Regions from separate parts of the Homo sapiens genome. Here all the other regions are linked to region 3. A link is a loop called in an ENCODE intact Hi-C map of the cell type or tissue named here. Cell type or tissue: dorsolateral prefrontal cortex. All regions are shown on one strand. Links, peaks and the distances in the headings refer to the core of each region. The heading gives the core; the rest is flanking DNA. Region 1 overlaps KIRREL3 (kirre like nephrin family adhesion molecule 3). Region 2 overlaps KIRREL3 (kirre like nephrin family adhesion molecule 3). Region 3 overlaps KIRREL3 (kirre like nephrin family adhesion molecule 3).

Region 1 (10,294 bases), core at 1,058-9,057, 170 kb after region 3:
TTTTTTTTAAAGCTTTACACCCAAAAGAATGGATCAACAGGTTTAGGTGTTCTGCATGTCAATGATGAATCCTCTAAATTTAGGGTACAACTGCAAGAAGGTGACCTAAAGGAATCCACCTTTTTATTTCTTTTACTTTCTTCTTTTCTCTCAACTTTTAAGTTCTGGGGTACATGGGCAGGATGTGCAGGTTTGTTACATAGATACGTGTGCCATGGTGGTTCGCTGCACCGATGAACCCACCACCATCACCCAGGTATTAAGCCCAGCATCCATTAGCTATTCTTCCTAGTGCTCTCCCTCCCCCAACCCACACCCCCATCAGGTCCCAGTGTGTGTTGTTCCCCTCCCTGTGTCCACGTGTTCTCACTGTTCAGCTCCTACTTAGAAGTGAGAACATGCAGTGTTTGGTTTTCTGTTCCTGTGTTAGTTTACTGAGGATAATGGCTTCCAGCTCCATCCATGTCCCTGCAAAGGACATGATCTCATTCCTTTTTATGGCTGCATAGTATTCCATGGTGTATATGTATCACATTTTCTTTATCCAGTCTATCATTGATGGGCATTTAGGTAGATTCCATGTCTTTGCTATTGTGAATAATGCTGCAATGAACATATGTAGTGCATGTATCTTTATAATACAATGATTTATATTCCTTTGGGTATATATCCAGTAATGGGATTGCTGGGTCAAATGGTGTTTCTGACTGTAGGTCTTTGAGACCACAATGGTTGAACTAATTTACACAATGGTTGAACTAATTTACACTCCCACCAACAGTGTAAAAGCATTCCTTTTTCTCCATAACCTCGCCAGCATCTGTTGCTTTTTGACTTTTTAATTTTAAAAAAAAAGCCATTCTGCCTGGCATGAGATGGTATGTCATTGTGGTTTTTATTTGCATTTATCTAATGATCAGTGATGTTAAGCTTTTTTTCATATATTTGTTGGCCACATGTATGTCTTCTTTTGAGAAGTGTCTGTTCATGTCCTTTGCCAACTTTTTAACCGGGTTTTTTTTTCTTGTAAATTTAAGTTCCTTGTAGACTCTGGATATTAGACCTTTGTCAGTTGAATAGACTGCAAAAATTTTCTCCCATTCTGCAGGTTGTCTGTTTACTCTGATGATAGTTTCTTTCGCTGTACAGAAGCTCTTGAGTTTAATTAGACCCCATTTGTCAATTTTTGCTTTTGTTGCAATTGCTTTTGGCGTTTTCATCATGAAACCCTTGCATGTGCCTATGTTCTGAATGGTATTGCCTAGATTTTCTTCTAGGGTTTTTCTAGTTTCGGGGATCCCACCTTTTTTTTTTTTGCCTTTGTTTCATCACTTTGTAGATTCTGAATAAGAAGCTTTAAGGGCACTATTCACTTATTCATATTTGAGACCTCTTTGCTTGAAATTCACCACATATGTGAACCTCAATACCAATTATCTGTGCTCCTGGGTCCTAATGACTAAATGGTTAATGTTAGTCAAAATGGTTATGAAGATATCAAGCTCTAAATAAACAGGGGAATTCATTCTTCAGTAATTCTTTGGGCAGAATTCCCACTCAATGAAGTGGATGTCAGGTGGACAAAATCTCAAGGTAATATTTTGGTCCAGAATATTTATAACTTTTTAACCAAAAATATCATCTTGGCAGTGCAAATGTGTGATAAGGAGCTTAGTGAGGGACTACCCCAGGAGCAGCAAACTACGAGGATCCAAGGTCCCACCAATTCATTTGTTTCATACACAGGTGGGAGAGGTGCTTTGGACTAGTGAACATGTTTTTAATGATTTTGAAGTGAATCCCAAAGCCTTATTAATGCCCCAGTCACAAAGGAAAACAAGACTGCAAATGCCTTCATCTTCATGCCTCCCAAGTATCTGAAGGCACAGTCCTTGAATCAAGTTATTTTCAGCTCAAACGAGTTGCTGAATTATTTTCACTAAATTTTTTCTACCTCCCTAAAGCCTTGCAGTTACTACAAGGAGACACGAGCCCTATTTCAATGATGGAAGTCAGTTTCTGAGTCTAAACTGGAGAAAACAAGACTTGACACATAGTGAGCTGTGGCTAATGAAATGGAGAAACAGGCATCATTGCCTTGATCTGCACATTATGTTCTGCAGTGTGGTCTCACCTGGGCCGTGAACTGCAGCCCAACAACCTCCAATGAGAGCCCAGCTTCCCGGTCACAGCAGAGGTGCGCAGATTCCCGTAGGCCACTTCCTTTAGATGGAGCCATGTTCTTGGGCAAGTAACTGGGAAATAGAGAAACAGAGCCAGACCCAGAAATTGGATCATTGTAGAAGTTGATTGAAATGCATTGCTTGATTGCCTGAGCCTTGGTCTCAGTGAAAGAGTGACAGAGCCACTCATCCCAACAAAAGGACCCTGACGCCCAGTGTGGTGCTGTATGGACAAAGGCCCAAAGTCAGGGCGGACTAAGAAAATCTAGTTACTAACCATTGCCTTGCATCTGAAATCTACAGCTTGCAATCTAGTTGTCAAATTGTTGTTAGCATTTGTGAAGTGCCTACTGTGTGCCAGACACCGTGCGGAGTACTGGAGTGGCAGAACTGACTCGTGTGCATCTGTCTTGCCTTTCATGGGAAAGATGCTCAGGGTTCACCATTCTGTTCAGTGGACAATATTAATTGTGGAGTGGTGTCAGAGTTCAAGAAGTGCTGTCACTGAATCTGAATAAATCCTGAGAGGAGTTCCGTCTGCCTAAACCACCAACGGTTAGCCTGGAGAGCATACTTCGTTTTCCCCCAGTCCTTCTCATTATTATCACCAGCCACATCTACAAAACAATAGTAATGAGTGCCTGCCATATACACAGCGCTATCCTAAGGACCCCAAAGTTCCAAAGTAAGGAAATTAATGATCCTTTGGCCTTCTTCTTCTTATGATCACAATAGAAAGAATGGGTTAAATAGTAGCAAATGGCAAGCAGTTTCCTTAATGAACAGAATCTATTATATCTGGTCATCAGGATAAATTGTTCTTATGCATATTGAGTTTGAAGATTCTCTAATCCCGAAAAGTGCCTTAACCTGCTCATATTTGCCACCAACAATAGAAGGTCTGCAGTATGTCAATACCAGTGCTGGGGGACGGGGAGGGCTGAATTCAGAGATTGTCTCTTGACTGTAAATTAATGTTTGAGGGCTTGATCTGATTTCTCTTAGAAGTTCATTGCTGGCCAGGCACAGTGGCTCACACCTGTAATCCCAGCACTTTATGAGGCCAAGGCGGGTGGATCACCCGAGTTCAGGAGTTTGAGACTAGCCTGGCCAATATAGTGCAACCCCATCTCTACTAAAGGTACAAAAATTAGCTGGGCATGGTAGCAGGCGCCGGTAATCCCCGCTACTTGGGAGGCTGAAGCAGAGTAATCTCTTGAACCTAGGAGGCAGAGGTTGCAATGAGCTGAGATCATGCCATTCCACACCAGCCTGGGTGACAAGAGCAAAACTCCATCTCAAAAAAGAAAAAGAAAAAAAAGAAGTTCATTGCTAACGTTGCATGCTGTGAGGGAAGGGTCAGCTGTAGCTGGCACCGTCCCCGTCCAATGCACAGGTTCCTATTCATTACTCATGTATCTGTCCAGTTTGTCAACAGCTATGAGAATACTCTATGTGCTAGACACTTTTCAGGGTTCTAGGGATGCAGCAATTAACCAAAATTCAGACACAGCCCCCTACCCTCTTGGAGCTTACAGGCCAGCAACCACACGGAGAATTCAGACAAGGACCTCGTAGCTCCATAACAGTCACTCGGTTCTGGGTCAAAGTTCTCTCTGAAGAAAGAGGATGAAAGCGGGTGGGAAGGGTACTAGGGACACCTCCTGGAAAACAGAAGAATTCTCAGCAGGAGGAAAGACAGAATTGTGAACTGTCAGGTGGGGTAACAACACATGGAGTTGCTAGCTGGCTGCTTAAGAGCCTGGCTGCTGCGGGAGCTTAGAAGGGGATGTCAACACTCCTATTTGGCCCTCAGCAGGGCCACCAGGTGCCCATGGGTGTAGCCAGGGAAGGCAGACAGCTTGGGTGGCCAAGAGAACGAAGCAGATGGGGTTTGTCAGACCGGCTGCAAGGCTCATTAACGTACCACCTCCTCCCTGCACACACTCCAGTGTGCACACACACACCCACAGCTGTCAGGGAGAGAGCCCGGGCTTGAGGGGCTTAAGACAACCTCCAGAACAGCCATCATATTCTCAGGGTTTCAGTCAGAACTGCAACCACAGCTGGAAACTGCTCTCTGTTGCTCGGCCTCCCTGATCGATTTGGTGTTTCAGACTCAGTAGTCCATGAGGTCTTCATCTCTTCCCATTACTCCTCCAAACAGATGCCCATTTTATAAGCCATTTCTGCGCCTTTCCTTGGGAAGCAATTTCCCTCTTCAATGTAAAGACCTCTGGCTGCAAGCAGCCTCTAAAATGCTAGGGATGCTCAGGTGTAGGGCCTGAGCACAGAGATGATCTCTGGCCTTATTGTCTTTCCTTGCGGTTCCATACTCCCATTTACGGGGTGTTTGCAAGCTACTTAACCTAACGAGAGGAGCATGTTAGAGCTTGGAAACATGTGGAAATCCGAGATTCTGGAAGGATCCAAAGGGACTTGGGGGTTTACATAAAATATTTTTAAAGTGCTGACCAGAAGAAAGGCCTCCCAGCAAGTCCTTGTGTGTCTGCAGAAAGCTAATATATGGTAATCAGGGCAGTGTGAAGCTGCTGTAAGTTTTGACAACATAACAGGGAGCTTATCACTGATTTCCGCTGTTGCTGCATATTCCTGGGATCCTGGCTTGCTGGAGAGGTGTGAATAGAAGATTTATTTTGTATTGTTAGATTGTCAAGGCACTCTAGAGCAACAACTTTCAAATGATAACTTTCCAAGCTTACAGAAGATGTGAACTATATGCTCTTAGTCCAGTGTGAGCAAGGGGATGACAGCACTCCCCCTCCCCATCATCCTTCACTTTGCTGCTCCAGTGCCCTGAGTGGTCAGTGACTCAACACGCTGCCTTTCCCAAACCAAATTGGGCCATCATTAAGAATGAGAGACATCTATTTCGAGCCATGAAACAAGCTGAGGCGAATGACATGTCATCACAGAGAGATAACTTTTTCACACCTAGACCCCCAGAGCCCCAGGACAACCTCGTTTGCCAAAATTCAGACCATCTCAAGTTAACTGGATGTGAGAAAAGATTCTGGAGATTGAGTGGGGAAGGGAAGGAGGGAGATGCAAGGAGACAGGAGACAGTATCAGGAGGGTTTTGTCTGTAATCCCACCTTAACTGGCCATGTAGATCTTGGAGAGGGCAAATCTCTTCTCTAGAGGCAGGGATGATAGCAAAGCCCTGTACAGGGCGGGGCCTTAGGCACTGTGCCCCTAACCTCTAAGCAGCTAGTGACTTCTGTGAGTCCTCTAACCTCTCCAGTTAGCATACAGCGATTGAATTAATTAATTAGTTAAACAAAGCTCTCAAATAAAGTTACTGGTCTAAAGACAAAGGAATGAGAATATTTAATTTGTTCTTGTTGCCTCTCCCTTCTTTGCATTTGCTATTACTTATAACCCTTATTATTCTACATGGCACTGCAGTTACTTAAGTACCTGTCTACCCTATCTCCCTTTCAGATTCTAATATCCTTGGGGGGCACGGTCAGTTCCTTGTCTGTCTTCTGTGTCACCCAACATACATTGTACTTAGTATGCACCTAAATAAATGGTCATTGGATTGAATTGGGGTCCCTCTTATTAACAAGACCTATGGCTTTATAACGCACCTCCTAGAGCACGGAGGAGATTCCATCTTCTCTTCAGACTCCTGCCCAATTTCATTTGCTCCTAGGGCATGTGAGTCAGAGCTTGTTTTCATGACTGGGTGACCCTCCTCTGCTCTGCCACCCCTTAATGAAGGTTTTGCTGAAGCCAAAGCCTCCATGTTGTGAGACTCTGTTATTGTAGGGTTGCTCATGACTGCTGAACAACTAGCCATGCTTGCGGGTTTATTATTAGAGGCCTGTACACAAGGGCTGGCTCCTTGCCTGTTTTTTTTCCTAAGGCAAAGAAAACAGAATAGTTGCATTTGTTTTTTGGGGGAAAGAAAAGAACAAGAGATTTTTCAAACAGTTATGAATAAAGCAGAATCAGTCCATTCTGGAACCTCCCGACCTTGACAGTGGCCTTCTCATGCTATATAAACATTTGTTTTGGGTATTTAATAAGCTGCCAGCTGACAAATTGTAGAACTTTTTACAAGAGCCCCTTATCTTTTCTAGAAGCACTGAGATGGCAAAATATATTCTCCGTCTCAACAATTCATTCTATATATGCATGTGGAAATTGGAAAGCAAGTTGTTTTTCTTCGTTTGCATGACAAAACTCAGACCCCAAAATACAATTCAGCATTTAATCTGAGATGGTTAAAAAGCGCAGAAAAAGGCCCCCGCCCATTTGGCTCCATTTTGCTGCTGATGTTTCTGTTGTTACAATTAAAATTGATTTATAAGGCTAAGGACATAAAATACCTTTTTGTATAGCCCTGCAGTAAGCCTGTGGAGTCTGCTGCCTCAGGAGGTCACTGGGAAAAAAACAGACCCCATGAAAAACTGCCTTTATCTTAAGGCCTTAATAACTGCTCTACATCTTAGCAGAGCCCTCCCACCACATTGGGCAGGGGAGGGGGAGTTAGCCCTGGAGCAAGGACTAAATTGCTGAAATGACTCCTTGAAAGCTGCACCCCCATTGTAGCTTGCCAAAAACAGGTCATGGAGCCTCCTGGAAAAGAAGTGAAGACATTTAATTTTCAAATAAGTATTCTCTTTTGCTAATGACTCCCCTGAAGGGACCTCTTACTCCATGGATCCCTCTTTCCTTTATGCTCCCAGCCTCAAGATGAGGGCCCTATTCTCCAAACTACATACAATTGCTCCTCAACCCCAGGTCAGTATCTGCAGTCCTGCAGCTGGCCTGGAGAGCATCTACCACTTGCAGTGCAACATCTTTGCTCACCTTCCTCCTAATCCACACTAGTTCAGACATTCATTCTTTCCCCATTTATCCAGTGCTGAGCCTCACACAAATGTGCATTTGGGAAAAATAACACCATGCCAGGCACTGAGGGATACAGATAAAAAGGTTGCAGCCCATGGCCTTGGGCATATTAGTCACACAACTTGAGCTTCCTTTCGTCACCTTCCTATGAGGACTATTATTTGAGACAATATATGTAAAGTGCCTAACAGAGTGCCTGGTAGTGGGTAAACACTACATCAGCGATAGCCATCAGCAGCACCCATTAAAGGACTCTCCAACCACATCAGAGTAGACATGTAGAAGAATCTCAGAAGCCTCCTAGAAATGGGTTAAAGGACGATTTTTCAAAATCCAGGTGAATGGTAAGGGGAAAAGCACTCCAGGCAGGAACTGTGACAAGTTTAAAGGCATGGAGATGGGGAAGGGCACAGCATAATTGGGTACCTGCATGAGGTTCCGTGTGTCTATGAATGCACGAAACCTGTGTTCCCTACCGTGGTGCACATATCACTGGGAGATTTGGGGTGACTTTTTATATTTTTATATTGAAACAGATTTTTAAATTTGAATAGTTAGACATGAATGGTTAAACACATAGCTAATGAGGTCTCAACCACTAGAAGCCAAAATACAGGTTAGAACATGTGTACATGGCAGAGTTTCATTCCCCAGGTTTGTCCTTTCTCCTGTCATCTTTCCCACCACATGGAAATGTGCCCATAATTCACCTTAGTGACCTGGCAATTTCCTGTGCTCCATTGTAAAATTTCAGATGACATTTCTTTGTTAGAAGTATAGGATTTTATCAGTGGGAGTCAGAGAAAATAAAATGTTAGCAGGAGGTGGGGCCTGGGGCAGTCAGCCTACCTCCCTTCCCAGACCACGTCCTACTCCCAAACCTGCTTGGGAACTTGGAAAAAGATAGTTATCCTTGCAGGGTCTCAGTTTCATCCCCTTTGAAGAGTACAGCGTGGTCATGTGGCACATATGTGCCATGGAATTCTATGCAGTCATAAAAAAGAGTGAATTCATGTCCTTTGCAGGGACATGGATGAAACTGGAAACCATCATTCTCAGCAAACTAACACAGGAACAGAAAGCCAAACACCACATGTTCTCACTCATAAGTGGGAATTGAACAATGAGAATACATGGACACAGAGAGGTAAACATCACACACTGGAGCCTGTTGGGGGTGGGGGGCAAGGGGAGGAGAGCATTAGGACAAATACCTAATGCATGTGGGGCTTAAAACCTAGATGATGGGTTGATGGGTGCAGCAAACCACCATGGCACATGTATACCTATGTAACAAATCTGCACGTTCTACACATGTATCCCAGAACTTAAAGTATAATAAATAAATAAATATACAACATGGTTAATATCCAATCCTTACCTAGTAATGCTCGTATTATCCCTAACTGATAGGTTAGGAGTTGGAGACACAGCCAACACATGGTCCAACTAGGAGTTCAACTCAGGGAGTATCACTGAAAAACCTGTGACAGTAACTACTACATGAAACTGCCATATCTAGCTGCAGGAAGGACTTCTATAATTACTCAAACTTTTTGAGCTCCCTGTCATGGAATTATAGAATCTTAGGACTGAAGAGGACTAATTCTCCTGCCAACCCACCTAGTTTACAGATAGAGATCTGTAGGAGAAGATGACTGCTAGCCCAGGGCCCCAAGGCTATTAGGGACAATGAGAGGCAAAGGATGGCATTTGAAGGCAATATGTCCTTTTTATTAGCCTCACTATTAGTAGTCATATTGTTGTTGTGAGCACATGAGGGAGAATGTTATTCATGGTTTTATTACCTCCATGAGGCTCATCAAGGCTGAAAAATCAAGACAATAGCTTTCCCTGAAGATCTGAGCTGGCCTTTCATCTTATTCAGTCCCCAGCCTCTCTTTGTGTCTTTTTGCAGTTTAAACTCAAATTGGGATTCAAGGTCTGGATGTTTGTACAACTGCCAGGCTGGTGACTATTCAGGCATTTAATTTGACAGGTGACAGATTTGGTGTGGATTTTTTAAATTTGTTGATGTCATTGAAGGGAGGATTTGGGGGCACAGGCACATTCAGAGGACAGCCAAGGGAGAGGCCGCACGGAGAAGGTGGAGGGGATGGCACGGCACCTGCCCAGGCCCACTGGGTTGGGTTTGACTCTCTGGTCTGCTGGGGGCTGAGTGGGAACTTGGATGAATAAGCTGAGCAGGAAAACCGTGAAAGACAGAGACTATCAAGAATTCCCTCCTCCCTTGGTTTTTCTTCCTTGCTTCTCTTCCTCCCTCTCCCTGTCCTTCCCTTTTCTTTCTTTCATTTACATACATAGTAGTAAATAAAAACGTAATATCTATTACATACTTTGTACTGTGGAGTTTAGCAATCACCCTGAAAATAAATGTTCTTCAGGTGACAAGATGATAGAGTGGAAAAGCCTTGTTTAATTTATTCATTAATTAATGGATGACAACCTAGAGACAGTCTGCAATCAGCTCAAGGTTTCTTTTCCTGTGATGGGACAGCGCACCTGACTGAACCTTGGGGTTCAGAACAAAACCAGATGAGATGGGCTGAGGCTTGTGTGGGAAACTGTCTAAAGAGGTGCACTAGGACCTTTGAGGAGCATAAGAGCATCTGAGTAATTAAATCTCCTCCACCCAGTATGACTTGTAATAGGGTAATCTCCTTTCCCTCTCCATATCAATGCTGACTGATGAATGGCAGCCCTTCTCCTGACCTTCAGTATGAGCCCTAATTTCATAAACAAGTCCTCTATAGTTTTTAGAACACTTGTCATCACTGCATTGTTTCATGTATTAATTTATGAAGGGATTAATCTGAATACAAAGATGTTACCTTAATACATTAATGTATGAATACATACATGCACACACATATAACTCCTTCATTGCAGGTTACCACACACCTACGAAAACATTGCAGGTTACCACACACCTGCTAAAACTCCTCAGACCCTATGAACTGTGCTCCTTAAATGATAAGCCAACTTTTCTGAATCTTAATCTCCTCATAACCCTTTCCCACAACCAAAATGATTGTGGAGCCGACCTCATCCACCCTCTGATCTTAACCCCTAGCCAAAAATTGTGGAACAAGTCACAAGAGTGTGAGTCTTGACCTTTTTTGTATCAGTGGTGCCTTTGAAAACCTAAGGAAATCCTGAAGCCTGCACCCAACATAGTTTATCCACTGTTAGGGATCTGAACATTC
Region 2 (10,294 bases), core at 1,570-9,569, 94 kb after region 3:
GGGTTTCACCATGTTGCCCAGGCTGGTCTTGAACTCCTGACCTCAAGTGATCCTCCCATCTCAGCCTCCCAAAGTGCTGGGGTTACAGGTGTGAGCCACTGCACCCGGCCTTCTTCTTGCTTTCACAAGAAGGAAGCTCCGTGTGGGGAAGCAGCCATCCTGAAGCACTAGGAATCGTCACAGGCTGCAACATTTGAGAACCAAGAATCTCTGTGCCTGGGAGCTCCTTGTTTTAAAGCCCGGTCTTTCCTAGGCTAATCCTGTGACTCTTGCAGAGTGCTCCCCTTGAAAATCCCCAGAGAGGATGGAATACACTGTGAATGATCTTATCTCAGGACCCTCCTACATGCCTCTCTCTGCCTAGAATGGCTTTCCCTCCACTGTGTGTCTAGTCATTTCTGGTCATCCCTCAGAGCTCAGCAGAAGTATCACTTCCTTTAGGAATCTCCTGATCCCCACTGAATAGATCAGGCCCACTATTCCTTCATAGCATCTGGAGCCTCTTTATTATACTTAACACGATTGATCAATTGATTGATTTTGAGACAGGGTCTCTCTCTGTTGCCCAGGCTGGAGTTCAGTGGCATAATCATGGCTCACTGAAGCCTTGACCCCTTGGGCTCCAGGGATTTCACCTCAGCCTCCTGAGTAGCTGAGACTACAGGTGTATGTGACACCATACCTAGCTTCTTTCTTTCTTTCTTTCTTTCTTTCTTTTCCTTTTTTTTTTTTTTTTTTTTTTTTTTTTGAGATGAGGTCTCATTATGTTGCCCAGGCTGGTCTCGAACTCCTGGGCTCAAGGGATCTGCCCACCTTGGCCTCCCAAACTGTTAGGGTCATAAGCATGAGGCACCATGCCCAGCACTTAACACGATTTGAAATAAGAATCACTCAAAGCATTTGCTGCCTACTGTGGACTCCCCAGCCTGGGCTGTAAGCTCTGGAGGCAGGGATGATACCTGTCTTGCTCACCACGACACCCCTACACCTAACACAATGCCTGGACTATAGCTTCAAGTGAGTAGAAACTTACCCAGCAAATAAATGAAATTAAGACAACCCTAGCTTTCTCTACTTTGCGTGTATTCCCCTCAATTCATCACTTCCTTATTTTTCCTTAAGAGGAAGGCAGGAAGTCTGAGCCCCAACAATGTCTCTCAAACCCACACCACCCTGGGGGGCCACCCCAACAGGACGAGGTGGACGTGTCAACAGTGGAAATGTATTTTGTCATGTTTTCCAGCTGCACTGGGGGAGAGCCTGCTGAAGCTGCTTGAATCTCAACACTGTCATACCCGCCATCTCATTATCTACAGCCACATCTAAAACCCACATGAAATACCAAGTCACACGCGGCTCTGGGAAAGACATTTTACAGAGACCATCTTATGAGTTTTTAATCTGCCTCCTGAGAACTTACAATCTAAGAAATAGAAAACTGATTCCAGTAAGCATGCCCAGAATATGCTAGCAGCAAGATTAAAACATGAAACTATGAATGTTAAGGTATTTATAACACGCATCGTTTAATAGGATAACATTTTTCTTAGCAGGAAGGAGCAAATTTAAGTGCATTCAGACGTGGGAGAGGGAGATTGGCCAGCTAAGGAGATTGGACAGGGTGGATGCGGAGCTTCTAAGTCCAGAGGAAAACAAATGATCAGCTCACGGTAACCCGGGTAGCCGGGCCTTCCACAGCGCTGATTCCACAGTCTAAAACTTCTAGACCTTCAGGTGGCCGGTTCAATGTTTCCGTTTAGGTCATGAGCTCGGCAACAAATTAAGTAAAGTGTCCCCAGTAAATGCTGATAAGCCCCAGGAGGAAACAGGGGCATCCCCACGCATACCAAATGCACTCATTAGCATCCCTGCTATTATGAAGAATAGCAAAATGACCTTGCAATCATTAGAAGCTTAAAATGCTATGACTTAAGTTTAGAAGGACACATATTACATTGTAAAACCTAATTAGTGTTACCTTTGCTAATTGCTGCCTGGCACTGAACTGGATAAAATCAATGCATGACGGACGTTCCGGGGCATCAGACATAACCCCATCACTATTTTTAAAAGAAGTAAAATTATAGAAGAGCCTTTTGAAAAGGTGTTTTTAACTGAGTTGTTTGACGGATGTGAGGGAAGCGTGGGCAGTCCATGCATTTATTTGTATGAATCCTAAATGCTGAAATCTTCTCCCAAGAACACTGTTCTTCTCCTGTACTTCTTTAATGTAAATGCGAGAATATCAAACAACGGGGGAAATTACGACAGCGTCAAAATCCAACCACAGCATGAAAACAGCTGTGCAGGGATATAGTGAAATCCTATCCCACAGGCAATTAGAATACTCAGCCCTATCCTAGCCCGATTCTGCAGCAGGGATGCCAGGCAGTGCTCTGTGTCTAGGAGCAGGTTCATCCACTAGATAAGCTCTACCCGAGCCTCTCTTTTGTCCTCTCTTGAGTAGGTCTCGAGGGCTGTATGCACTACCGTGGAAATGTCAATGAAGCCAGACCCTTCTCCTATCTGGAGGCTGTCATGGCCATAGTGCTGGGGGCATAGAAGTCAGGTCATGCTGTAGTTTCTACTTGGCTACTGGAGATGAAATCAACCAGAGAAAAGGGGTCATGCCTCCAGCCACACCTGCCCACCGGAAACACACACACATAATACATACACACGTGCACATGCACACACACGTGCACAGAGCCAGGCCTTACTTCTAGCTGTGCTCAGCATTTGTAATAAGGCTGTGAAAAGAAAATCATTTTCTCAGGGTTGCTTTTTTTCTTCCTTAAGGATAAATAATAGCTGATTTTTCAAGAAAAAAAAGCTGCCACTTGTGCCTCTCCCAGGGCCCCTCCTGAGCATATCCTAAATGGTACAGATTAAAATCGAGTCATAAAACTTACAAACCACAAGCAGTGAGAAAGACAGTTGGGAGTTCTGCTTCCACGGTGGGTCCTGAGGAGGGCTGGGGTCCCCTGGAGTCCCTCAGCTTCTGCTGAGCAGGAGGGTACGAAGGGGATGAAGAAAACAGAGCAGGCAGGGACCACCCTCAGGCATGGCAGCCCCTCTTAGCTATTTTAAATATTGTTCCCTGTAAAATTTCAATTAGGAAAGGAAAGCTTCTACTGCTAAAAATTATTGGAAGATCACCAAGAAGCCATTGAGGCCAAGGGAGGCTAAGTGGCCTCTCTCTGGTGCACAGAGACACTGATAGAGCCAGGATCAGAATTCAGGCACCCAGAGTCCAGCATTCTGTCTCCAGCTGGGCATGGAAGGAAGGGGAAGGGAGCCAACCATTCCCAATGCTGGCAGTGGCCTAGAATTCCTAGGCTTCCTGAAAGATATCAAACCCCAACTTTGTTTTTGCAGATATTCATATGTATTCTTGGGCAAGATTTCTTTCCCTGGGCTAGATGTCCCAAGGACCACACTCCTCTGTCCCTTTCAAAGAAAAGACAGACCTCACTGGGAAGTCCTGGATTGTGTCCACTGCTGCTGTCACCGGAGTCTGACCCCAGCCCTGCCCATCTCCAGGGATCGCAGAACCTGCCAGCCAACTTCCTTTGAGTCAGCCGGTCAGGGCTGCATCTTAGAAGCCAAGCTGCTTTGGTGTGATTTCTGAAGTCTGTGCATTTGCCTTAACTGTCAGGCCACTGGCTTCCCTGAGACTGGCTTCTGCCGTTTGCTCCCTGACAGTGATAGTGATAGCAGGACAGACTAACAGTCGGAGCACCCTGTGCATCTCTTTCCAAGGAATCCATCCATGGCAGGGACTGTGGAGCGCTCTCAAAGACAGCCACTTTGCAGGCATTTAGTAGGACATGGGCTCACCTCTTGCCTCCTCTTCTGCCTTTCCTTCCAGCTCCTTGCCCTTTACAATAGCTGAAGATTTTTTTAAGTGGAGCTGCTGATAATTAAAATTATATCTTTTTTCCACCAATGTCTGAAACTCTGGGAAGTCATTATCAGAGTCAGACAGTGATATTTTGATATCCCAGGATCTTTTTGATATAAGGAATAAAGTTCTAAGGCATGAGAAGATAGAGAGCCATGCTATTTCCTAATCACCCTTTATAATTTGCAGTATCTTGGGACGCTTCTCAGATGTTTCCACTGTGGCTTATGTACACTTCAAACCCATGTGCCATTAAATGCAGAAGCTAGGTACTGAATTAATAAAGGTAGCTTCAAAAGCCCACCTCTTTGGCAGGCTGAAGATCTAAGGGCAAACTCAAAGAGGGTGATGGGCCTTTGAAAATTACTAAGCACAAACAATAAACCTCATTAAATAAAGGCAGCAGAGTGGGCTCAGAAATGTAATGAACCAAGCGGGGGACCAACAGCACTGGAATCAGCCTGGGAATTAACATATCAGGGAGCTGAGGCTCAGGTTGAAAGAAGGGATTGTGTTTTGGAAAATCATGTGACTCCTATTGAAACAATGCTGAGGACAGTGGTTGGGAGGATGCTGGGGCAGCGCTGGGCACAGGCAGGCCGCTGTGGTGCTGGGACTGGGGGACGCTCATGTTTGCAGTCGTCTACTCTCTCACTCACCCTAGTGGCTTCAGTAGAGTCTACAGAAGGCAGAGTATTTGGGCAGGGCCTGTAAAGAAAGAGAAAAGCTGATAGAAGCTGCTTGGCCATCGAAATGAACTCCTTTTGCCAGGATGTGCAGCCACGGGACTCCCACAGCACCCCTCCAGGTGCCTTCTGTCCACAGCCAGGGAGCAGAAAACTGGAGGGATTTGGTCACCATTAAATGGCAAAGTGCTTGATGAGATCCTGTTGAAAATTGAGCAGCAGATTGGACAATTAGAGTGCCAGACCAGCACGTGGAGTTTTCAGAAATAGATGGGAGTTGCTGGATAATAGGTCACATTAGGCCACCACAGGAGCACGCAGGACTGCTCAGTCTCTGAGCCCCAAGCTCTTCCCTCTAGACTCTGGCATGGCCAGTACAAGCCCTTTCTCGGCTATTGTTGCTGGTCAGGGCTGACTGTCTTAGGTATGAGGCACTCTCGGAAGGCTGCTCAGGAAGAAGACCCTTTCTCTTTCATGAACCTGCCGGGAGCCAGAAACCATTCTCCTCCCACTTTCACCCCTCAGCTCTATCCCCACCTCCCCAATAATTTTATCTTCATTTTAACTCAAGAATTTAACTACAGAGATTGCACTGACCCATCCCCCTAGAATGAAAGGACACAAGATCCTCCACCAGATAGTTATTTGTGATTGTGGCTGGGGGTTTATTTAAACTAATTTTATTATTCATGACACTGACAATTTATGCAGTGAATGCAATTAGAGGCTATGATTGGCTGCCACAGCTAAGGGCTAAAAGTGCCACTTCCTTGGATATGCAAGGAAGAAAGGCGAAGAATGTTAGAAAAATAATCAGTCACGGAGATATTTTTTATGAAGTGATTCCCACAAACCTTGATTTTTAAAAAAAGCTAATTTAATTTCCCTAACACCCTGCAAAAGATATCTAATTATCCACTCTTAAATTGCTCTCATAATTTTTCCAAAGTTCTCTATTGTTTATGCCTTTGTGAGTTCTCCTTGTCTACAAGCAAAGAAGCTGTCGTCTCAATGTGCAGGTTCCAATAAAACGTACTGAAACTGATTCTTCCCGAAGCTGTGCATAGAAGCCCTGATGTGGCCTGTAATATATTTGTCCATTTAACCAGGAAATATTTGAGAAACAAGACTTGAGTGGTAATCATTTAGAGTTCTGGGAGGAGAAGAGGGAATTGACTTTTTTTCTTCTCCTTTTTTTTTCCAAGAAGAACAATTTTTAAAAAATCATTGGACATCAAACCAAAACAAATCATGGTGCCTCCACACAATGGGATATTCCTCAGCAGTAGAAAGGAATGGACTACTGATCACGCAGTAATGATGACGAATGTCAATGTAATTATGCCAAGTGAAAGAAGCCAGCCAAAAGGTTCATATTATGTGATTTTATTTATATGAAGTATTTTTTAAAAAGGCAAACTAGTCTTTCAAGACAAAAAGCAGATCCCTGGGTACTTGAGGGGCAGGGGGAGAATAAAGAGGGGGAGGGAAAAAGGGAGGGGTCACTAAGGGGAAGAGAAAACTTTGGTGGGGGTGATGGACGTGTTTGCAGTCCTGATCGTGGTGATGGTTTCATGAGTGTACACACGGCAGAACCCCTCACCTTGTATACTACTTTAACGACGTTATTTATTGTGTGCAATCATACTTCAGTAAATCTGTTACAACACAGGCACACCCCTTGGGTAAGTCTTGGCTCCACCATTTATCTAAGTATGGGATCTTAATCTCCGTGGACTGTGGATTACTCTGTAAAATGGGAATGATAAGGCCTTCCCTGCCCACCCCATAGGAGTGTTAGGAACATCAACATGAGAAAACAACAGCACCAGCAATCCAGGTGTGTATACATTCATAAACTCACAAATGGGTTTCATCTCCTTTAATCACTGTCGACAATGAAATGGGTCAGTGCTACTGCTCTAGGGCCTGGTCTGTTGTCTTGCCCACGGTCAGTCTGCAATGTTTATTGAATTGAGCTGAAGGACACTTAGTAAACCTCGAGCGGCGTCACCTGGTCTAATTACTATCTTTTTAATGAACTTCTGATTGGGAACCATGGAATCCTGAAATGATACATCTTGGAATGGGAGGGCCTCGTGAGGGTCTTAGCAACACATTCTAAGATAAGTGGGACTTGGCAAAGTCTAGTGCCTGATTCAGGGCCTCTGGTCTAGCCTTTATAAATAATGATTAATGAAGGAAAGAGCAGTGTGGGGTGGTGATCAAGACAGAAGTCCTAGAACTTTTGTTGCGCCCTCCTATGCTCTTCCCTGATTTGTAGGCAGCCTGGTAAGAATCTGGCACGGGCCCTGGTGAGAATCTGGCACGGGCCCTTTAAATTCACAGCACAGCAGAGTGGGATTGAGGTAGAAGAGCTGAACTGAGCTCCCTCACTTCAAAGACTCCTCTAGGCCCCAGAGAGCTCTGAATTGTAAATTGTCTGATGTCAGCCTTTGTGGCTGCTGTCTAGTGTCCCAAACTCTCAGAATTTTCTCCCAAGCTTCCTGGCAATCAATTCAGCCCACTTGATCACACACCTGCCTCACTCCAGTATGTGCTGTATGTTTGTTTATATCACTCTTTGCAGATTCCAAAGTACTCTCACACAGTAGTTTTTACTTTCAGTCCTCCCCTTGATACTGTGGGTGTATAGCATAGGTCCTATTGATTCCTGTTTATGGTTAAAGGAATTGATGTCCACATTAATACAAGATTTGCCCAAGACCACTCACTGAGCAAAGAGGAGAGATAGGAATCAAGCTTCTACCTTCTGACCCCTGTTCCCACCCCCTCTCTCCTGTGCTGTGCTGTCTCATTCCATCCCCAGGGAGACAGGTGACCTCACCTATGTTTAACTGATTCTGAAGGTTACGCCTATCTTCATTTTTCTAATATGATGGAGAAAAGTAATACTTACATTGGTTACTCAGCGGTTGAGTAGAGATGAGATCCTGCCAAAGGCAGCCTTCTTTTCACTGTACCAATTCTATTTCCAACATTTAGTTAAATCTAAACATTATTTCAGCCATGTGTGTCATTCTGCTGTCTTTACATTCTTGGCCACATTGGGGACCCTTGGTTGGTGGGGGTGGGAGAGAGGAGAGGCTGGGAAATGAAAACCTACTCAGTAAGCCAGCCCAGATCCCTGCAGTGAGGGGTGGGTTACAGAACAACATGCCTCACAACTTGCTGAGGAGAGAGCAGTGACCCTTCTGACTTCATAAATTTGGAAAAAGAACAGCACAGAAGCTAAATTTGGGCAGCGGGGAGAATTCTCCTTGGAAAGCACGCTGACCATGACCATAATCAGTAATGCTTCTTGCTTCTTAGCCTCCAGTCCCCAAAGCATCTCCCCTCCGTTCCACTGACAAGACATGCTTGTCTTTTGGTCTTAAAGTGATGAATGCATGCTTGCTCTAATACTCACGGGCTGCATTCAAAATGGAACCTGGGCAATTATCAGGAGCTTTGGACAGTCAGACTCGGATGTTGCAGATGACATGATACCTCAATTATTCAGAAGCAATCATTTCCAAATTGCCTTCTAGAATTTGGTGTGCAGTGCATCTCATGTGGGTCCCTTCATGCACCTTCCTGCTGTCCCCCTGTGCTTTTCCTGAATTCTTCTGGGAGGGGAGTCAAGGTGAAACCATATGAGATAGGGAGACTGAGCACTAACTCACGTGTTCACCTTAGGTTTTGACTTTCTGGAGCCTGCTCAGAACAATTATCCTTTTTTCTTGAATGTTGAAAGTTTCCTTTTTCCCCTGAGGAGACATTTCTGAAACTGATCACCATTGGAATGTGAATTTTCCTGTCAAGAGTGGGGCAGAATAAGGAATGTGACCATTATTCTCAGCTCATAAAAGAGGCCTCCCTCCAGCTGTTATTCAAAAGACAATCTAACCCATTCTGGCACTGGGTCACCCTGAAGACTGTCATTCCCCAGTCAAGGACCAGCCCAATGCTTAGTTCATGGGACCAAGCTGTCAACTGATTGCAGAGCTTGGCTCTCCATCCCAACTGTTCAATAATGCTCTAATTAACTACAGAAAACTTCAGAGGACCCAGCTAACTATAATTGAGAGATCAACAGAGGCTGCATGAAGTTAGATGTGCATACTAATTACTGAATTATCCAACACCTGTTTTGGAATGTAGCACAAAACATGGCTGTGTTTTCAGGCAGAAGACCTTCAGTTTAAAAATGAAGTTTATCTTTGGTGAACAAAGTTAACCCAGACAAGAAGTAGTGAGCCCACTTCTTGTCTAATGAGCCATATTTTTTTATTAGCGCTGGTAGGAGATACAGTGGGGCTGAGGCAGTACAAATGAAGCCAGTCAATGAAATATCCATGCACTTAGCCCTCAGGAGAGATTCCGAAGAGGCAGTGTGGGGCTGCTGAAAATAGATATTAGTGAGTCCATTATCATCATGCAGGGAGCTATACTTAGGATTTGTACACTTCAGGGCTATCTCCCAACATTGAGACATTTCTGCACCCTTTGCATCCTCAGAGCTGGGTTTGCAGCACCATCTGTAAGTATTCGTGGGTCAAAACCACTTAGCCTCTTCACTAGGACTAACAGGAATGTCATGTGGGCAGGGAGTATCAAAGCACAGCAAAGAGAAAAGAGTGGAAAAGAGTCAAGACATTGAGCTAGAGAAGAGCAGATGAGAATGCAAAATTAAAGTGAGGAACGCATTAAATGTGGGAAGAAAGAAAACTGTTTCTTAGTCATATTTCTTATCTTTACTGATTAGGTTCAATATCCCATAATCAGTTAATGTAGACAGTGGTAAAATCATGCTTATCTGTGAGCCTCACACTTTTTTAGATGAAACATTTGTTGCCAAATAGAAAAGTGAAACCTCTTTCAAAGCCCAAAGTACCCTAGAATTAGACAGCACAGTGGGGCATGCCTGAGGCATACAACCTAAGGTAGCTCGGGAGCCAGCCTGCTGCCCTCTGCTCTGTCCTTCAGCTAAGTGATACTCTCTTATTCAGAAAAGAAGGGATGCCCAGTAACCATGAAAGAATTACCTGCTAGAAAAAAATAAGGCAGATTCAGCATTTCTGGCTTTTTCTCAGTTATTTCTCAGAGAATAACTTTGATGATGATAACGATGATGAGGTTGACAATGATGATTGATATGATCATTGTATTCACAAACAATGCAAACGAAAATTAAATAGATCTTAGGGATGCTGGGATTCCAGGATTATCTGTACTAAACCTGTCTTTCCTAAGAAACCAAATGCATTTGATAAACATACGCCTGAAAATTTCTCCAAGTGTCCATTTTGAGAACATACTCTATGTTTTCATGTTGCTGTCTTTCTTTCTCTGGGGTGTTCATGAAGCCAACATGGACACTGTAGAAGATGGCACCATACTGGGATATTTTATGCTTCCCACTGTGTTCCCATTTTGGGATCCAGTTACACTTGAAACATCTTGACTTCACACAGCCCTGCATCTGGGATCTTTCTCAAAGCTGAAATGTAAAAAATGGAAAAGTAAGTCGTTGTCCAAGAATAAAGAATATAGTACCCATGGCCATCTGTGGGCATCATATTCCTCTCCCATATGCAAGGTCTTTGAAATAACCCTATTTCCTACCACTGTCCAATCTGAATCCAAGGGCCTTCTCTATTAACTTGGATTTGTGGAAGAGTCTTTATGTTTAAAATACAAT
Region 3 (10,294 bases), core at 1,008-9,007:
GCTTAACATTTTGAAAGCCAAATGCTGATTTCTTTAAAAGAATTCATCATCACCCAGCTTCCCTTCAGTGGATTAAGAAATAAATAAATAAATCCCATTCTGCTTAGGGAGAGTTGAGCCTTGTGGTAGCTGTGTGCTGGAAGAATGGAGCTACTCTACATAAAAAGACTTTCCAGAACTTCAAAACCCTCCTTTTCTGTCAAGTCTAGAATAGTAAAAATATCAGGAGATTACGTGTTTCTGAAATGATTAATAATGGTTATTAGGGGGAAATAAAAAGACTCTTAGAATGTAGGAGAGCCTGAGTGTCATAGAGCCTATGATTCTTTTCACTTTGGTCTCGGCTGGTACAACTTACCTTGTGTCAGAAATCATTTTAGAAGATGGCACATGTCTACCCAGGCCATGCTTAAAATTGTAATATTGGTTTAAGATAGACACTTATGATAAACTAGCAAAACATGAAAGTTCTTTGACGTTTTCAAAGCTCCTTTAGATCGAATCAGAGCAATACAGAGGAGGAATGCAAGGAAGATAGATCTCTGCATAGAATACTTCAAATGCCTTCTTTTTACTTCAGTGGGACATGCCGTCATATCAACAGAGCCTTGGCAGCTGATGCCTGGGTTCCAAATCCATATCAATGCTCCTTTCTCTGGGCATGAGCTTTGTTTTGGGTGTTCTCTTCATCAGATTGGGACAGAGGTTTTTGCAGAGAGAAATCCATACTTTACAGGTGAAAACAGCTGAATACTGGAACTGGTCAGAATCAAGACATACCAACCAGAAAATCTGAACACTTACCTCTCCTGTTTGTCTGTGAAAATAACAGGAAATCTACCTTTCACTCTTATTATCAACAGATATTCTAAGATCCATGCCATTGTATTCATGCCAAGGAAAGTTTGAAAATACATAGACGGTTGTATTTTTTAGTTAAATTGTCTTAGTCTTGTTCATTGTTGACTTTATGCGTACTATAGACTCTGCTAGATTTGCTCACTCACAATTGCAATGGAAAAGGAATCTTTGTGGGTCAGTGTATCCCCTTAATTCTAGGTGTAGACTCCCTTTGCGTGTTCCTGACAGGTAATTATCTCACATATCAAGGAAGTATTAGGGTCTTTCTATGGTTCCTGGGTTATCTGAGTTCGTAGATTCTCTATCACCGTGGTTCTTCAAGTGTGGTCTGCAGGTCAACTTGGAGATTGTTAGAAATCCCCATTTTTGGACCCCAGTCCAGACCTTCTACATCAGAAGGGTTTTGACCAGCAGCCTGTGTTATACCGAGCCCACCAGCTGCTCCTGAGGCCTGCTCAGCTTGGAGCACAGGTGCCATCAAGGCTGAGTCTTGCTTCCTTATGGTGTCCCCTCATTTTCACCTCCATGTGGACACTGCTGATAGTAAGTCTACAAGGGAGTCGAAAGTCACTTTCTAACCAGAGAATTTAAGGTGACTCGTGGGAGCTGCCTCTCATGTTTTCATGTTACATCAGGAATCGGGATCTGTCCTGGGCATAAGAAGCCAAACTTACGATAAGGTCATACCTATGATGTGGAACACAGCAGCTATGCCAATCCGTCACTGACATCATTGCCTTCCTCTCACAACTGGAAAGAAATCAAGAGTGCTTCCTTTCAGCAGGGCTTTCCTCCCTGTCCCACCCCAGTGGAACCCAGGGAAGCAATGTCATAATCTATGTTGACAGGGAAGAATGTCTCTAAGAGTAGCCATAGATTTTCTTCTACCTGCACTTTAGAAAGTTGATTTTAAAGTCAATGCTGTACACCAGAGATGCTCTTGTCCATAAAGGATAGATTTTCTGTTTTGTACAGTGAAGAGATTCAGAATGTATATAATAATGCACCCCGAGAATTCTTGCTCTGTATTTTTAAAAAAATATTCAAGGTCAATACAACCACAAGTATTGATATTCACTTCATTGTGAACTGGGATCTGCTAGCTGCTTATTGTCATTTTATTTTTCAATTCATAAAAAAAAATGTTCTCATCACTAGGCATCTGGGCCTCTTTTTTCAACCCAACTCACCAATGGGAAACCAAATGCATGAGCTGATGAACCCAGCAACCAAGAGGGGCTTGGGGGGAGCCAGCCACAGATTTAAAGGCCCCCTCATCCCACAGTGGATGCCGTGTACACCCTGTGTGCATCCCCAGGTGGCTGAGTACTGTAGTGATGGTAGAGGAAGGGGGAAAGGCACAGGTGGTGGATTGTACAGGCCAGAGAGGAGAGACAGAGAAACAGAAAGACTAAGTGAGCTGGCGTGTTTGTGAGATACTCATTTTAGGCTTCAGGAGATCACTAGGCTATATAGTGTCCAGAAACAACAGCTTTAACTCTCTCCCATCCAGTAGGGGGGTCATGAAGGCACATGCCTTATACTCAAGGTTTTGAAGTTTCCTTTCATCATTGAACTATGTCAGTAGCTCCGCTGTGACAATAACCAAATCATCAGCTTTGCACAGAGTTCGCTATCTTCTCATGGGTGTACGTTCCTTTGACAGCATCCCGACACCTTCAGGACAAAGAGTCTCAGAATGAAAGTCTCCCCACCCTCTCATATGCCCCTTTACTCCAACACACGGAGCCGCTGACATTGTCCGAATGTGCTCTGCTCCCTCGTGCCTCCTGTCCCTCTGGAGTGGCCGTCTCCTCTCCCCCAGGTTAGTCTAGATAACTTCTACCCTAAAGACTCAGCTCCTTTTGCCTCCTGGTGGAAGTTTCCTTGACCTCTCTCCCCACAATCTAATTTAAATGCCCTTCCTTCCTTATTCCACAGCGCCCCAGGAAGCCTTTTGTGGCTCTTACTATGATTTATCCACATGGAGTGTTTCTGGTCCGCCTTCCCTTCCATATTGTGAGCTTCCTGGCGGCCAGGGCTGGGTCCTTCTCACCTCCATCTACCGTGCAGTGGCTTTGTTGGACTTGGGCGCAGAGTCAGATACAATCAGTATTTCTTACATGGGAAAAGAGCATAATGTGTCAGGGATTCTGGACAACTCCTACCTTTCCGTGCCCAGCATTTCACTTGCAAACCCATGAAAGTGTTTCATCAGAGAACGTGCTCTATTTATCATTATTATTGCCTTGTACAACTCGAGTACCTATGAGCACCGAGTCCTCCTTGGGGAAAAGGTGATAATAATTTAATCCTTCCTTGCATGTGTATAGTATTTCATAGTTCCAGAACACTTTCACATTAATTATGGTCTTCCTCCCTGAATCAACTCTTATCCTGCCTTTAAAAAGTAAGGAAAATAAGGCCAGGTTATTTTAAGTGGCCTCTCTAAAGTCATACAGGTAGTGGGTGGGAAAGTTAAAATGAAAACCCAGGAGTTCAAATCCAAGCCCAGGGTTCTTCCATTTCCCTCCTCCAGGTCTCCTCCCTGGGTTCCTGCCCCCGAAGAGTATGTGCTTAGAGGGTTCTTGGCAGAGGAAGCTCCTGGGGGCACTTCCTGCGGGCTCACATGGAGCTTGGTGGAGTGAATACTTCATTGAGAGGCAGGAGAGCAATTTGTGCGGGGAGCTTGGACAAAGTTCCTGGTAAAAAGTGGTGGTTGATTCCAACTATGGCACAAGGGTCTCTGTGCAGAGGCTAGGGGAAAACTGCTCTTGACTGAGGCCCTCTCTTGTAAATGAGGCATAACAAAGAGAACATAATAACTCCATTATAGTAAGGACTTAGCACCTGGCAGCAGCCAGTGAGAATGGCCTGGAAGCTTTTCCCAGGGCAACCTTTTACTGGGTCCATAGGCTGTGACCCCCCTGCACTGCATCTGCCATGAAGTGTCCGTCTGCCCCCCTGTCAATCAAGGAAGACCTGCTTGAAGGCATAGAGCACTCATCACAACTCCTCATCCTCCAAGCATGTGACACAAGCCCTAGAGCAGAGGCTAGACAGGCTACAGGCTCTGTCACTTGCCTGGTGCATGGCCTTGGTATGGAAGAGGGAAGGAGCCTTTTTCTCCTCCTTGACTCATGAAGTTGTTGTGAATCTCCAGAGAGAATACCTTTTTGTGAGGGCTTTGAAACTCTATGAAGGGCACTATTCAGAGGTGAGGTACTTGCCTTCCTCTGGGTCAGTGTCTCCAGATGTGCTGAGCTGCTGCCCAAGGTCAGAATAGATCTGGTTAGCATCCTCAGTCTCTTTTCAAGACAAGGTGCCATGTGGCTTTCTGGGCGTGCAAGTTTTCTCAGTGGGGCTCATGGGGAGAATTAACCTCTAATACCATAAAAGGCATCCATTACATGCAATGAATTAAATTATTTCCTATGCATCTAAAATGATACTAGATATGTACTACTTTTGGGAGAAGTAAAAATAGTTAATCATATTATTCTCGGGGTTCTCTGGTTCAGAGGAGGAATCTCAGTTGAGAAAGGCTATGTATGGAGTGTATTTGTTTCCCAGTGCTGCTGTTAACATGTTACCACAGACGTAGTGGCTTAAAACAACACAAATGTACTATCTTAGCTTCTGGAGGTCAGAGGTCTAGAATGGATCTCACGGGCTGGCATCCAGGTGCTGCAGGGCTGTTTCTTTCTGGAGGCTATAGGGAAAATCAATTTCTTGGCCTTTTCTGGCTTCTAGAGGCAGAGTGCCTACACTCCTTGGCTCGTGGCCCCTTCCTCCCTTCACTCCAACCTCTTGCTTCCATCTTCACCTCACCTACTACTGACTCTGATCCACCTGCTTCTTTCTCATAAGGAACCAAGTGATTATATCAGACCACAGAGGGTAATTTAGGAAAATCTCTCTCTCTCAAGACCTTAACTTAATTACATCTGCAAAATCCCTTTTGTCCTGTAAAGGGATTAGGACATGGGCATCTTTGGCGGCCATTATTCTGTCTACCGCAAGAACCAAAGGCAGACGTTAGATGAGCCCTCCCTTTCAGAAGAAAATATAGGCTTTCCTATCCTACCTCTCTGTGTAAGAAATCTGTGCCTCAGCCTCACTACTTGTAAGTTAGAGAAAATGACCTTCCCCCGTGTGTATCTATTGGGATTATCAAATAATAGGTGCTTAGTACAAAATGGTTATTATAATATTGTACCTACAAGTAGCCTCACTACTTATAAGTTAGAAAAAATGACCTTCCCCATGTATATCTATGGGGATTATCAAATAATAGGTGCTTAGTACAAAATGGTTATTATAATATCATACTATGACTTGGCACAAATTACGCTTACATAATCAATGGAGTTACTACTAGATGCAACTATCATTGGGTCCCATGGGGGAGAGATTAGCAGGCACATCTATTAGATGCTGTAGTTAAACCTCACTAAATGATTCTTAACAGCAATTTACTTTGGCTTTATTAGTCTAGAGTATGAGAACTCTCCTTTAAAATACTATAGACCTTGGCCTCCTCCTGTCTTTGGAGTAGTTGAGATGAAATAGAGATGAGCAACAACAACAGTGTGAAAGAAAGGATGAATGGACCCTGCGTTTGTCCATGTATGATTTGCTGCAGGGTAGGAGGCTTACTGCCTGCACTTTGATTTTTCCCTCCTTGTCTGCTTACAGCATTGTGTTTCTAGCATTTGGCTGAGGATCTGGCTAGAAAAGAGTCACGCCTGGAGGTGTTGGGCTGGGGGAATGGGTAGAAACAGTACGTGGAAGTAAAGGAGAAGTGGCAGCTCCAGGATCAACTTAGGTGTCTTGCTGCAAAGGAGAGATACGATTATAACATTAGATGCCACTCATTGTTGCCCAGGTGTTGAAGTTCAGTTAATGTACTTTAAAGGCTTTATGAAGTCTCCCTCAGGTTTGAGAAGATTTAAGAAATTAGGGAACTTAGTCCCCTCCCCAGTGTCTTCCCACCAGATGCATCAAGACTCCATAGAAGACTTGAGGCTGTTAGGCCTGAAGGCCAATGTGCCCAGGCTAGGGCCAGCCCCTGAGCCTACAGATGGGTCTCTGAGTCCAACCCCTTGCCCACACCCACCTTACAAGTCTCTGACAGCTCTACCTTAACAAGCCCAGAGAGAGAAGCAACCAGTAGACAATGATAACATCTTTGTTGATAATAGGTTGATAATGATAATAGGTTTCTCAAATGTTCAGCCCTTGAGGAACCTGTGTCCAGGAAAGGTTTAGTTGCTGTTAAACAGTTGCAGGTGGGAGCATTGAGGCTGGGTCTGGATCTCTGGGCTCTGGGGAATTAAAAGAAAGAGACAAGCCTGAGAATGATTATAATCCCATTATGCAGAGCTTCCCCTATTTATTTCTTCATATGGATGAATTTGTATATATTTGCATTTGTTCTATCTGATAATATGCATAGAATTCAAATTGAAATGACTTGAATAGATTTGAATATTAATGAGGTGTTTAAAGGCTGTCATCCCAGCAGAGCCCCCAAGCAAGGGAGTGTGTGCTACAGAAGCTCAGATGGCTCCTCCAGGCACTGTCAACAGAAACCTCAGGCCTAGAGCTGGGAGGCACCTTGGAGAGAGGCCCTCTTTGGTAGAAACGGGGGCCTTCCCCAGTTCCCCAGGCACCAAGCTCAGGAACCTACTCCAAGGATGGGGGTGCATTGATAAAAGCCCCCTGAGCATGTGTGGCTGAGACCTCCTCCGACACCCAAATGTGTGGTTTTAACAGTGCCATAAAAGGCAAGATGTCTTCTCAGATTAAGAAATACCTCCTTGCCTTTGCTTCATAGAGTCGGGTGGTAGAGGCAGATCTCATTTCAGTGAAACAGGGACCATGTGTTTAGCTCTTCCTTAGTGACTTAGGAAGGTACTGGACTGTCTTCTGCCTGGAATCCTAAGCTACACCACATATAACACCTCCTGAGCATTTTCCTCCAGAATAATGGCGATTAGGCAATATGCTGTCAGTGGGCCCAATGGCCATCAGCCTCCTTCTTCAGGGTCTCATAAGAAATCACTTGATACTGGTCACTGCAGCCATCAGCAGTAACATCTGTAGCCTGCCTAGGTCCCAGGCTGAACACTAAGAACAAATAAAATAGAATAGCTTGCAAAAATAAGAAGGTCTTGCTGTGGTCCAACGGGCCATGCTTTCCTTCTTTTGTCTAAAAATCCAGGTGACAGTTTGTCCAGAGAGGTACGTTTGTGGTATTAGGCTTCAAATATCTAGAACTCAGCATCAAGGCTTTCAGGCCAATCATGTAAGAATAGTACTTTGTAGCAATTTAAATTGAATAATGATAGTCCACGGTACAGAGATCTAAGTATACCATCTCTCATTGCTAAGTACTGAGGATGAAAATTTCTAAGTGATCTCAAAATTATTTTATTGTGTCCTAACTGAATCTTGGTTCTTTCCACGTTCACACTCCTAGCACCCATTCTGGTGGCTAATTCTGAGAGTAACAATGAAAATATATTTGTGAGTTGTTGATTTTCCTGATCGGTGATGCTCTCACATGTAGCCCAGTATCACTTTTAAAACAACATTCTAAAAACTAAACTCATTATTTTCTCCCCAATTGGGGTCCTAATCTCCGTAAAGAGCATCCTATATTCCCAGCACTTAGTGTGGATGCCAAGTCACCAGCCTCTTTCTCATCTCCCATAACCAATTAGTTCTCTTGTCATGACACGTTTTAATCTCTATTGCCTTTCACATGGATCTATACTGCCTTTCCATTTTTCCTTCCATTGCCCTACTCATGTTCTCCAAAACTATTATAGCACCCTATCAAGTTCCTCGATTTTTTTTCTCACAGTCACCCTTCACCATTGTCATTCATTACCACTTGTATCTTCATAGGGTACACAATTTACTCCTCCCCTTCTCAGCAAGCCCACTGGCTACCCTTTGCCTGTAAAACAAAGCCCCAATACCTTCACTTGGTATCTGACACCTCCATCCTTACCCAGCTTTGAAGGTCCCCTACAATCTGTAGATACTTGCATTTGTTCTATCAATTCATTCTGTCTGGCACCATCTCTCTTTCCAGCATCTTCCTCTCCATCCCTCCTTGCTCTTCAAGCTTCCACCAGAAAAAGAATATTTGATTTTCCCTGGATATGCCATGCCTTTGTATCCTTGCTTATGCTGTTCCCTTAGCTTAAAATATCCTTTTCCTCATCATTTACTGAAATACGCTTCATATTTCAAGGCTTGGCTCAAAGGTTACCTCTCTGTGTAGTGATTTCCTGTTTCCCACTCACAGTCACTCTGCCCTTTCTTCTCTGCCGACATAATGTGTATATTCTATCCTTTCATGTGTTCAGTTCTGTCCAGCTTGTTCTTGACTTGATATTTTCCCAACTCAATGGTAAGTCCTATAAGGAGAGAAACTCTAATGTTTTAAAATTTTTCATATCATCTCTGACAGTGCTCAACAAATGTTTAATGAGTGAGCAAATGAATGAATGGGAAAGATACCATATTATGTTCTAAGTAGCATCCTTCTGGTCCAGCCCTTGCACCCTCTAAGAGCACCTGGTTTTCTTGAAAAGATGCTGACGTTTCTTAAGCATCTGCTACAAAGGCCAGGTCCTCTCCTATGATTTCATTTAAGTTTTCACAGAAACACTATGAAGGAAACACCCTTATTTCTATTTTGCTGACGAGGAAACTGAGTCTTAGTGAGGTTAAGACATTTTCCCCAGGTCATCTCTCTAGTGGATAATAGAGCCAAAACGAAAGCTCAAGCCTCTATCTCCGCCTCTGGTGTCCTTCACTCCCCAAGAGCCACCTCTCTGCGTCAGCCAAAGAACAACCAGACTCTCACCTTCCCCAGACTTCGAGTCAGGCTTCAGTGCTCTGGGAGAATGAATTTCCCGCAAATCAATCCTGGATGCAGTTATTATTTTATAGGGATGTTGTAAGTTGATAAGGTAGCTGTTATATGTTAATAGCTATTGTAATGTTGTTCTTAAGGCCTATTACTTGTGCTAGTTTGTATTTTAATGTATGCAAAGGTGATTACAACTTTAATATGAATGTTAAACCGATTAGCTGATTTATATGTAAAATAAATAAATAAAATGAAACTCATACTCTCATTTCTATTCATTTCTCTCTCCCTTTCTCTCTTTCCCCTCTGCCCAAAGGCAGATGTGGTCTGTGGAGCATTGACAATGGAACAAAAAGAGAGTGTTTGCTGAGTGATAAATAATGGTTATAGACGGGTCTTTTGTTCCGGGTGAATTCGGACTCTATGTCCTTAATAGCTGTTTGTCTGAGAGTTTGCGCTTTTCACTGTGTTTGGGAGTTCAGTTTTGTTGGAGAGTTGTACATTTGCCATTCTCCCCCTTGAAATTATGTTTCCCATTTCTGGCAACCCTTGTTGTTTTCTCAGTACACACTGGGAAACCTGCCAAACTTTCAGAAAGGCAGGTGTACCTCAATGTATTCAGGGACACAGGGCATAACAGGGAAGCCAGGTAAGAGAATAAGCATCCCGGGTGCAGAGAGGTAGGGACCCAGGGGACATCCACATATGGTAGCTCCTGTGGGAGCAGACACTAGGGTTGCCTAGCCCACCTTGGGGGAACAGAGCTCAGAGAAACTCCCACCATGAAGCAAAGCTCCAGGGCAGAGTGGACATTAGCTAAGAAAATGGGCAGAGAGCGGGATGAGGAGAAGAGGGAGTAGCAGGTGCTAAAGCCTGGGAAGCATGGGAGAACGTAGACCACTCAGGGACCCACACGGAGCTGGGCGTGGCCAGAACCAAGGAGCATCAGTGGCTGAATGCACTGGGCATAGACCTGGAAGCCAAAAAGCTTTCTGGCCAGGGCACGTAAACACAAGAATATATTGGATGATAGAGGGAGCAACCTGTTTGAGGTTACCAGGGGACTTTCCTTTAGGACATAATTGCTGCCAGGGGTTGGGTTAACAAAGAAAAGAATGCAGGTTCATTCCAGAGGTTCCACACATAAGAATGGAGGAAACCTAATTGGCTAAAGTTTGAAGGGAAGGTGAAGAACACGCCCACCACAGGGGAGGACAGATCTGACACAGGAAGAATGTTGGTAGAGGAAGTGGAGCAGGGTCACCTTTCAAAGAAAATGTTGGAGAAGAGGAAGGGCAGAAGCAACCCTGAAAGAATCGCATAATTGATTACCTGCATGCCCTGCATCATCATAAATTTAAGTAGCAGAAAAATCCAACGCCACAATGTGCTGACCATTATCCCTGGGGCTTGTGGCCACAGGCTTGGAAGGAGGCACTTTTGGTGGGCTGCCGTGCTGGAGAAGGAGGCTGTCAGTAGACTGGCAGCAGAGTCGTACTACAGAAATCCACTCAATGGAGAGTGGGACATGTCGTGCCCAGA

What was found. Peaks named below come from ENCODE experiments on the same cell type or tissue, not always from the same donor. Only the 100,000 strongest peaks of a DNase experiment are listed, where the experiment ranks them.
Region 1: it touches region 3 in a loop (4-fold over the local background); 4 of 110 quality-filtered maps call a loop at or near these places.
Region 2: it touches region 3 in a loop (3-fold over the local background); 5 of 110 quality-filtered maps call a loop at or near these places.

The regions. Positions count from the first base shown.
Region 1 is chr11:126,804,793-126,815,086 of GRCh38, reverse strand. The region is part of intron 1 of KIRREL3 (kirre like nephrin family adhesion molecule 3); the gene reads left to right. Among named protein-coding and RNA genes, the nearest start is that of KIRREL3-AS2, 130 kb to the left of the region's middle. In dorsolateral prefrontal cortex, for the core only: no CTCF peak of the experiment used is centred there; a DNase peak (open chromatin) is centred at 6,007; H3K27ac peaks cover 2,448 bases.
Region 2 is chr11:126,884,997-126,895,290 of GRCh38, reverse strand. All of the region lies in intron 1 of KIRREL3 (kirre like nephrin family adhesion molecule 3), which reads left to right. It overlaps LOC105369559 (a long non-coding RNA gene), which reads left to right. Exons shown (of 5, transcript XR_948149.3): 3 at 1,244-1,506; 4 at 3,379-5,959. Among named protein-coding and RNA genes, the nearest start is that of KIRREL3-AS2, 51 kb to the left of the region's middle. In dorsolateral prefrontal cortex, for the core only: CTCF peaks have their summits at 4,379 and 4,579; a DNase peak (open chromatin) is centred at 4,500; H3K27ac peaks cover 3,967 bases.
Region 3 is chr11:126,977,966-126,988,259 of GRCh38, reverse strand. All of the region lies in intron 1 of KIRREL3 (kirre like nephrin family adhesion molecule 3), which reads left to right. Among named protein-coding and RNA genes, the nearest start is that of MIR3167, 5.4 kb to the left of the region's middle. In dorsolateral prefrontal cortex, for the core only: no CTCF peak of the experiment used is centred there; no DNase peak of the experiment used is centred there; H3K4me3 peaks cover 339 bases; H3K27ac peaks cover 5,660 bases.